3 separate regions of the Homo sapiens genome follow, and regions 2 and 3 are each linked to region 1. The links are chromatin contacts, found by Hi-C in ENCODE. All regions are on one chromosome and are shown on one strand. Each heading gives the region's core, a stretch centred on a gene start or an enhancer-like site at or near the end of the contact. The rest is flanking DNA. Distances are from core to core; before and after follow the strand shown.

The links. A loop is a pair of places that touch in the nucleus more often than their neighbours do. Pooled maps may share reads with other maps.
Region 2: a pooled map shows a loop between it and region 1 (10-fold over the local background). The contact joins the promoter of YIPF6 here to the promoter of AMER1 in region 1. A Hi-C loop is called at or near these places in 6 of 50 pooled maps.
Region 3: a loop to region 1 is called in a map of CD4-positive, alpha-beta T cell, with 25 times the contacts of the local background. The contact joins the promoter of EFNB1 here to the promoter of AMER1 in region 1. A Hi-C loop is called at or near these places in 2 of 168 maps with a recorded cell type or tissue (CD4-positive, alpha-beta T cell and CD8-positive, alpha-beta T cell) and 7 of 50 pooled maps.

What each region holds. Positions count from the first base shown.
Region 1 is chrX:64,204,286-64,206,985 of GRCh38, forward strand. AMER1 (APC membrane recruitment protein 1) reads right to left here and starts at 1,423. Exons shown (of 2, transcript NM_152424.4): 1 at 1,285-1,423. LOC112268307 reads left to right here and starts at 1,661. Exons shown (of 4, transcript XM_047442706.1): 1 at 1,661-1,799; 2 at 2,697-2,700. The coding sequence starts at 1,734. RefSeq lists silencers at 530-589, 1,570-1,669 and an enhancer at 1,800-1,959.
Region 2 is chrX:68,497,602-68,500,343 of GRCh38, forward strand. YIPF6 (Yip1 domain family member 6) reads left to right here and starts at 1,450. Exons shown (of 7, transcript NM_173834.4): 1 at 1,450-1,522. The coding sequence starts at 1,466. RefSeq lists enhancers at 616-1,290, 1,089-1,568.
Region 3 is chrX:68,827,744-68,830,494 of GRCh38, forward strand. EFNB1 (ephrin B1) reads left to right here and starts at 1,278. Exons shown (of 5, transcript NM_004429.5): 1 at 1,278-2,161. The coding sequence starts at 2,034.

The DNA.
Region 1 (2,700 bases), core at 173-2,672:
GCAGAGGAAGATGTTTGTGTGTGGAACAAGGCTCGCCTTGACCCCGCGGCCCTTGCCGAAAGCAGCCTGGCCAAACGGAGACCAGCTCTGCGGGGCCAGTCCAGCTGCCGCCTAGGCGCTTGGGCTGTGACGCATGTAGCGGGCACAGCCCCTCACCACCGGGGGAGCCAAGCAAAGTCCAGCGTTCGGGCGGTCACCAGTGTCAGAAGTGTCTCCAGCAGACAATGACAGGGGCCTGGCGGGCTGGGTATGTTAAGTAACTGCGAAGTTGGAGGGTTTGGCCACCTCGCTAGCTCTCCTGTACACAGAGATGGTATGATACGTTCCGTACTACAATGAGGGCTCCTTCGGCCTCTGGCAAGGAAATGCCCCCCAAACACCGTGCCTATTGCTATTTTTAAACGGGAGGCTGGAGAGGAAAACGCGGCCAGTATCCTCCAAGGGAAAAGGAGGTGAGGCGAGGCGAGGCGGGAGACAAAGCGGCCTTGCAGCTCTAACTCAAGGACTAGCTTGCGCCGCTGCTCTAACCCAAGGACCAGCAAGAGCCCGGCTGCCAGCCAGCCTGCCCGACCGCGGGGGCGGGCGCCAGATGCGCCCGGAGGCCCAGGAGGAGGGGCGCGGCTAGTTGGGGCCACAAGGCCAAGGTTCTGAAGGGAAGTGTGCGACTGAGCTCAGCCCACAGGCCCAACTGAGCTCCTCTGGGGAGGGGGCAGTCTGTGGATGTCCCAATCCACGCCAAAGCCGGTCTCCGTCGGGCCCAAGCCAGCACGCCAGCTTGAGTCCGCAGAAAGGAGGGAGAGGCTGGAGATGCACAGGGGAGGGGAGGGGCGGCAGCCAGGCAGCCGGAGAGAGGGGTGAGCGGTACCCGCGTTACACAGCTGTTCCAGCAAATGTGCTACAACAAAGCTGCAGAGCTCCTGGCCTACAAATGCATGGCTTGGGGTGCTGGCTGGCGGCGCCCTTCCCGGGACTGTGCGGCAGCACGTGCGGGCCCATCCCCGCCCCCCCGAAAGCCGGGAGGCTTGGCCCAGGCTAGCCTGCCTTCCTACCCGCCCTCCCCAACCCCCCTCCCCCCAGCCGTGGTCGCTTGTGCCCAGGGGACTCAAGGCCGCTCTGCCTCTCCACCCGACAGTCCGCAAAGCGGGTTCCAAAGGAGAGGGGCGAGCGACCGGGACTCCGACCCGCCTAGTCCTTAGTGCCCTCCTCCAGTCCGTAGGAGCAGAGCACGCGGGAATGCACCCGACCGCGGGCAGGCGGAGGCTCCTGGCTGTACGCAACGCTTACCCAGCCCGGTCAGGTTCCTAGCCCGGTTATTGTCCGCTGAGCCGCCCTGGGCCGGGCTGCAGCCTCGGCTGCCACGGCTGAGAGCGCCGCCACCGCAGCTGCTGCCGCCGTCGCCGCGGCTCCAGTCACCTCCAGCACTGACTCCCCTTCCCCAGGCTTTGGGTAGCTCCCCCATACCCCCTCCCCCAGTACTCCAAGGCCACCGGGTGGGGCATCTGCGTCCTGATTGGCAGGCATATGGCCCAATCGCTATGGTGGGAAGGCGTGCCCCGGCCCGCCCACTGTTTTCCTTGGTGCGTTTCTCTTTAAATGCAAATAAGTGCAGGCGTGGTGTTGGCAGGGGGCGGAGAGGGTGCGGAACCACTGGCTGGGGCTCCCCACTCCCGCCCCCACGCCGGGCTGGTAGTGGCGTGGCTACACCGTGGCCTCAAGGAGCCAGTCCTGCCCGGATGGGGCTCGCCGGATCGGTTTCGGTTTTCACGCACTCCCATTTCTGTGGCCGCTGTGCATTCGCGGTACTGTGCCCTGGCCGCCACCAGGACGTTTATTCCTGAGCTAGAGGCCGGCGGGGAGTAACGAGGCAGAGAGGTTGAGGAATCTGGGAAGACTGCAGAAACCTAAGGGCCGGCCTATCCTTAGTCGTAGAGACAAGGCCCTGCGGATCGCGCCGCCAGGCCACCCAGAGGAGGGACTCACCTGCCAGGAAAGCTAGCTGCAGCGCCTGCGCCCTAACTTCGTCCGCCTCTCTGGCACACCAGTGCCCTTAGAGACCATAGAGGCCAACTTCCACCCGTTACCGACGGGCCCTCTGCTGCCCAGAGTGGGGAAAGTCCCTCCCCACAGTTACCCAGCCTGCCGGCGACAAGGGCCAATTTGGAATCCAGAGCCCCGGGCTCCCTTTCCAGGATTGCTTTCACTTTTCTTCTCTGAGATGATACCTGTTTCCATAGTTTGACCCTCACCCAAATTTCGCACCTTCTATGGAATGTGGAGGGAATCCCCAAGGTCTCCAGAGTCCCCCTTCCCCCATCCTTTGTGAGCCTGGCTTTCGGCAGGCCTTTTTCCTTGAAAAGTCTAAATATTGAGAGGAAAATCTTGTCTGGGCCCAAACCGGAGGTCAGGCTGAGGACAAAGTGAGGAGGCCTGTACCAGCCTTGTCTGCTACTGTGTGTGGGATGTGGCAGGGAGCCCGGCGAACTTGGGTCTCTAGCCTAAGGACATTAAGTGGCATCAGTGGCTGCCAGGGCCAGGTGAGCTGAGGCAGCAAAGAATCTAGTTCCACCACTAGTTCAAGAATATCCAGAAGGCCCAGCCCTAAAACTCTGTGTGTGTCTAAAAAGGGAGGTGGGTGGATTAAAGCTGAGGATAGAGAGAAGGATTAGAGAACAATGCGTGCTATTTTTGCATTGCAGGAGT
Region 2 (2,742 bases), core at 200-2,699, 4.3 Mb after region 1:
ACCGCGCCCGGCCGGCCTGTCCTCCTCTTAACCTATCACCAAGGCTACCTTGAAATAAGTGGCCAAGAGGGCCAATAGATGAGGTTAGAAGGGGTAGAAGCGAGGGGCTTGTGGCTAGGGAGAAATAGCTAATTTTGGAGGTTGGCAAGGAAATAGCAGACGTTATCAATGGCCTCAGGGAAGTGGGACGGGAGGTAGTGATCTGGTAATCATGGGGTGGGAGGATGAGGTGAGAAGCTCAGGCTGGGGTTGGGACATTTGTACATGATATTCCCTTGCAATTGCAAAAAGATTTCATGTCTACTGGCTTAAATTTTAATATCACTTCCACCAGTATTTGTGCAAGTACTAAAATTGTGCTTGGTCTGAAGGGGAATTATCGTAAACAAAACAAAACAACAAACACCAAAAAAAAAAAAAAAAAACACCTCCATTCGTTTGGAATTTTGTCCCTCCACATTCCACATTCTTCCTCCTTAAATTTACTACTTGGATTGCCTATCCAAAAATATAAAACACTTTTATTTCACAGCCATCCCCTGCCTTGTTGGTTAAATGCTTAACACCACCAAAGGGCACCCAGGTATCCTGGATGCTGATGCTGTCAACAATGGCTGCCCTGTCTGACTACATTTTAGCCTGGGGCCAACGTAAACTGGGACCAGAAATACCTTGAAAGCCCAAAAGGATGAGATAAGGAAAACAGGTTGGGACATGAAGATTATCTTTTAAGTTATTGTCACAATAGTTACTCTCTTTTAGACCCTGAACATTTTCAGTACTTGCTCCAAATGGTTTAGCAACTTTTGAAGTGGGATTAACAAGTTTGGCCAATGAAGCTTCTTCCCTGCCCACCGCCAGAGGTGCTGGAGAAAAGTAATCCTGGAGGGTCGGCGTGGAGGCAGTAGAGAGGTTTATAAAAGTCAAGGAAGTGGGAAGAGGCTTGCGAGCAGCAGGAGAGGCGCAGAGTCAGAGGGGCAGGGGCGGCGGCGGAGGGAGCAGGAGGTTGGGGCTTGAGCCCGTCATTCCGGCGCACGAAAACTTGAAGTCGCTCGGTAGCCGGGGAAGGGAAGGAAGAGAGGCAGGCTCTTTCCTAGAGGTGCCGTGATCGAGGGTCTGGCACTCCAAGCCAACTCCTGAGAACGGGAAATGGGCGGGAGTCGGTGGGGTGGAGAGGGCAGCCGTGGTCGCGAGAGCGAAGGAGCGGTCTGAGAATCCGGCTTGAGTGTTAAAGGCTAAGCGTGTCTAGCTGGACCCGTGGCCCCGAAGAAGCGAGACAAGGCGACGCGGAGCTGTCCCTGACACCCCGAGGACCGAGGGACAGCGAAGGGCCGGGGCCGCCGGCCATTGCCAGGCGCCATTAGGTGACGCGGCCGTCACGCGATGACGCGCTGACCGGCAGTGGCCTCCACGTCGCAGGTTCCGCAAAGACCTGTGGGAGCGACCCGGGAGAAGGAGGGCCAAGATGGCGGAAGCGGAGGAGTCTCCAGGAGACCCGGGGACAGCATCGCCCAGGCCCCTGGTGAGCTTGGGATCTGCGACAAAAGGGACCGAGGGTGAGGCAGAGTGCCCCCTAAAGAAGTCGGGGGACGGGCTCGTGGCCTGAGAGCCGGAGCTCCTTCCGCCCGGCAGGCCCTTCTTGTACCCGATGCCAGAACCAGTCCCAACACTGCACCTGTTCTTTGCGCTAACCGCTTTGCCCCCTGCCCTCGTGGTTCCTTCCAGGTCTTTTTGTGAAACTCCGATCTTTCCTTTCCCATCCTCCCAGGTCTCGTCATCGTCCCCTACATTGTGTTAAATGGCGAACTTTAGGTGATTTCTTAAGTTATCTTTTCTTCTGCTGTCCCCTCATTTTATCAAAACCTGTCACCAGCCTTTGTTGAAGGAATAATGAGAGATTGCTTCCCGTGGGACATTAACGTTTTGTTGCTTATAACTTTAGTATTGACTTGTTCAGTGACCCCAGTAGGCCAGGTTTAACCCCTGTCGCAGCTCCTTGCCATTCTCTTCACCATACTTGTTCTCCTTTCTTATTTTTTACTTTTTTAAAAATCGAGACAAGGTCTCACTCTGTCACCCAGGCTGGAGGGCAGTGGCGCGGTCTCTGCTCACTGCAACCTCTGCCTCCCAGGCTCACGTGATCCTCCCACCTCAGCCTCCCTAGTAGCTAGGACCACAGGTGCGTGTCACCACACCAGGCTAATTTTTAGTATTTTTTTGTAGAGACGGGGTTTTACCATGTTGCCCAGGCTGGTCTCGAATTCCTGGGCTCAAGCTATCCTCCTGCCTCGGCCTTCCAAAGTGTTGGGATTACAGGCGTGAGCCACTGTGCCCGGCCATCTTCACTATACTCTCTTGCTCCTGTCTCTGCAAGGGATAGAATTTCCACTGCAAGCCCAAAGTGTGGACAAGTATTTTAAGAACACAGGCTTTGGAGTTAAACTTTACTTGGGATGGAATCCACCCACTTTGTGAGTTTCGGCAAGTCATTTTAGGGAGGGTGTTTCTTCATCTGTAAAATGGAGATAAAAATACCTGCCTCAAAACAGTTTTTAGAAAGATCAAATGGCATAATTTATGTAACGTGTCTAATACTATCAGTACCATGAACTGAGGAGTATAATGAGGTCAATATTCTGCTCCTGTCCCTCTTCTCAATGTGTTTAGTTATATAGTAGTTGCTCAGTAAATGGTTCTTCCCTTTCCTCTTTTTTTTTCTTTTTCTTTTTTTGAGACGGAGTT
Region 3 (2,751 bases), core at 28-2,527, 4.6 Mb after region 1:
GGGAATGTTGCTCATCTAATTATCTCCATAAAGAAAAAGTGGGGAGACCTTGTATTCTTGGCAGTCCCTAAGCCTACCCCAAACTCAGATATCCTTCTAGTTCTTTCCCTTCCTCCCCATACAGGGTGACGGTTTTTGCCAAGGCTACGCCTGTCCCAGGTCTTGTGCTATGGCAAGCTCCGGGTTTATCCCAGGCGCCCGCAGTGCTATGGAAGTCCAGCAGGGGGAGACATTAGCACGTGGGTACGTCCTCTGGGGTCCGACCAGCGAGAGTGGGTCGGACCTGGAAGGTCTGAGCTATGGGATCGAGCCAAGTTATAAGCAAAGAGGCAAGGCGGGGCGGGAAGAATGGGCCAGGGCTGGGAGACAAAGACCCAGATGGCGAGGCCGGGACAGGCTGGAGTCCGGCTTCTCCGGTCCAGGATGCCCGCTTTTGCTTTTTCAAAAGTCTCATGCCCTGTGCTTTTTCCTCTTTGCCCTCGAGGTGTCTTTCTTTATCGACGTGCCCTCTCATCCCCGCTTGCCTATCCCGGGACCTTGCCCGCGCCTTCGGACAGGACAAGACTAAATCTTGGCTCCAGAGGTCCCACAAGGCTCCCCCAGAAAGCTGAGATTCCGAAGGCCTGGTCCCCAGGGGCGATGAACACGCCTTCTCTCCCCACCACACCCCACCCTGCTCCCCGCCCCACCTCTAACCCCAATCAAGTACTGGACCCTCACCAGTTTCCCCCTCCCACTGTTCTCACTTTTATGTTCCTGACTCCGGGTCCAAGTGCAAGCAGACAGTGCATTTTGAGGGCGAGAGGAGGAAAGCCCACTAAAGCCTTACGTGGGACTGGACGAGGAGCAGACAGGCTGTCCTTGACACGGAGGTGGGCACAGAGCAGGACTTCAGGGGTCCTGTGTGTAAAAAGAAAATGGAAATACTTTCCTGGGGTACTTGGGACAGGGTCAGTGGGCTGGGGTGTTGACCAGACGCGTGGAGAGGAGAGCAGGCCGGCAGCTCTTGAGAGTGCCAACTTCCCACGGGTTGAGCTCTCTGGGAACAGGACTGAGAGGGACCCAACCCTAACCGCACGAGCCGCACACTCAGATTGGTGCCATCGGGCGCGCGGCGTCCTTAAGAGCTCCCTGAAACCCCGCCCCCTTCCTGCTCTGGGGGCGTGGTATGGGGCAAGGACCCCGCCACTGAGCTTGCTATTGGCTAAGAGAGCAGGGTTGGCCTTGCGTTCGCCTGAGCAAGGGAGTAGACAGCACAGCGGCAGCGGAGGGAGTCTATGCGAGCTGGACAGCAGTGGGAGGTTTGTGAGGCTCGCACTGGCCGCAGACCCTCGGGCTCGATCGCCCGGGAGCCAGGACTCGGCGACGCGAGGCTGCCGGGCTACCCGGCCGAGGCTTCGGGGGCGCAAACTAATGGGACTGGCTCGCTCGGCAGCATCTCCCCGCTCTTCTAAGTACACTGAGCAGGGCCCGCGCTGAAGTAGAAGCTGTCCGGGGGCGCGTAGCCCGGAGTCCCAGTGTGGCCCGGAGGAACGGAGCCCGTGCCAGGGCGGCCCAGTCGGGAGCCCGGGGACCGAGCTTGTGCTGTGGGGAAACCCCCACTTCTTCCAAGGGACAGCGATCCCGGGACGGTCGAGGCGTCGGGGCGGTCACCGAGACCTCTGCGGGAAGACCCCGTCGGGGAGAGGGCGCGCAGCCCCGAAGCGTCTCGGGAAGTCGAGCGGAATCGGGCGGGATCACCCGGGGGCGCAGAGCCCCCGTCGCGCCTCGTGCGGCAGCGGAGAGCCCAGGAGAACGAGCCCTCGGGGGCCGAAGCCCATGCCCGGGTTGGGGGCGGCTGCCCAGTGAGTCCTCCTGGCCGGCCGGGCGGAGAAGAGCGACACCGAAGCCGGCGGGAGGGGAGCACTTCAAGGCCGGCGGCTGCGGAGGATGGGCGCCTGAGCGGCTCCGAGCGCAGCGCGGCAGAGGAAGGCGAGGCGAGCTTTGGTGAGGAGGCGCCAAGGGATCCCGAAGTGCAGTCTGCCCCCGGGAAGATGGCTCGGCCTGGGCAGCGTTGGCTCGGCAAGTGGCTTGTGGCGATGGTCGTGTGGGCGCTGTGCCGGCTCGCCACACCGCTGGCCAAGAACCTGGAGCCCGTATCCTGGAGCTCCCTCAACCCCAAGTGAGTAACTTATCTCCTCTGGACGCTGGGGTGGGAGGCACTCCTTCAGGGTGAGGCCGCACGCCCCGGAGTGCATGTGGGGAGGTCTTCGGAGGAGGAGCGGCGCCTCATTTTGTCTCCGGCTTTTTCGAGTGTTTTCCTGCGGGCGGGCGGATGGAGCAGGGTGCGGCGGGGTGGGGTAGGGGCACTTGGCTGGGTTGTGACCCCCCGGGCTTCCCACCCCCTGCCTCTGCACGTCTTGGATGAAGTCGAGGTGGTCGCACAGGCGGAGCTGGGGAGTCCGGGCGCCCGAGAGCGCACCGGAGAACTGAGTGGAGGCGAGAACGCAGCTCCCTCCGGGGCCCCTGGGAACGTGGTGATTTTCGCCGAGAGCCGCTCCAGGAGCGAGCTTGACTCGGGCGAGGGACGAGGCCAGAACACGGGTTCCTCGTTTGCGTAGCTGTGGAGGGAACACAGAGCGGGACCCGGCGCTTGGGGTGGGTGGCAGCGCCAACATCCCCACTCGGGCTTCTCCCATTTTCATTTCTCTTTCTTCCCTGTTTTCCTCCCTGGCTTTTTGCTTTGCTGTCTCTTTTTGCCCCCCGCCCCTC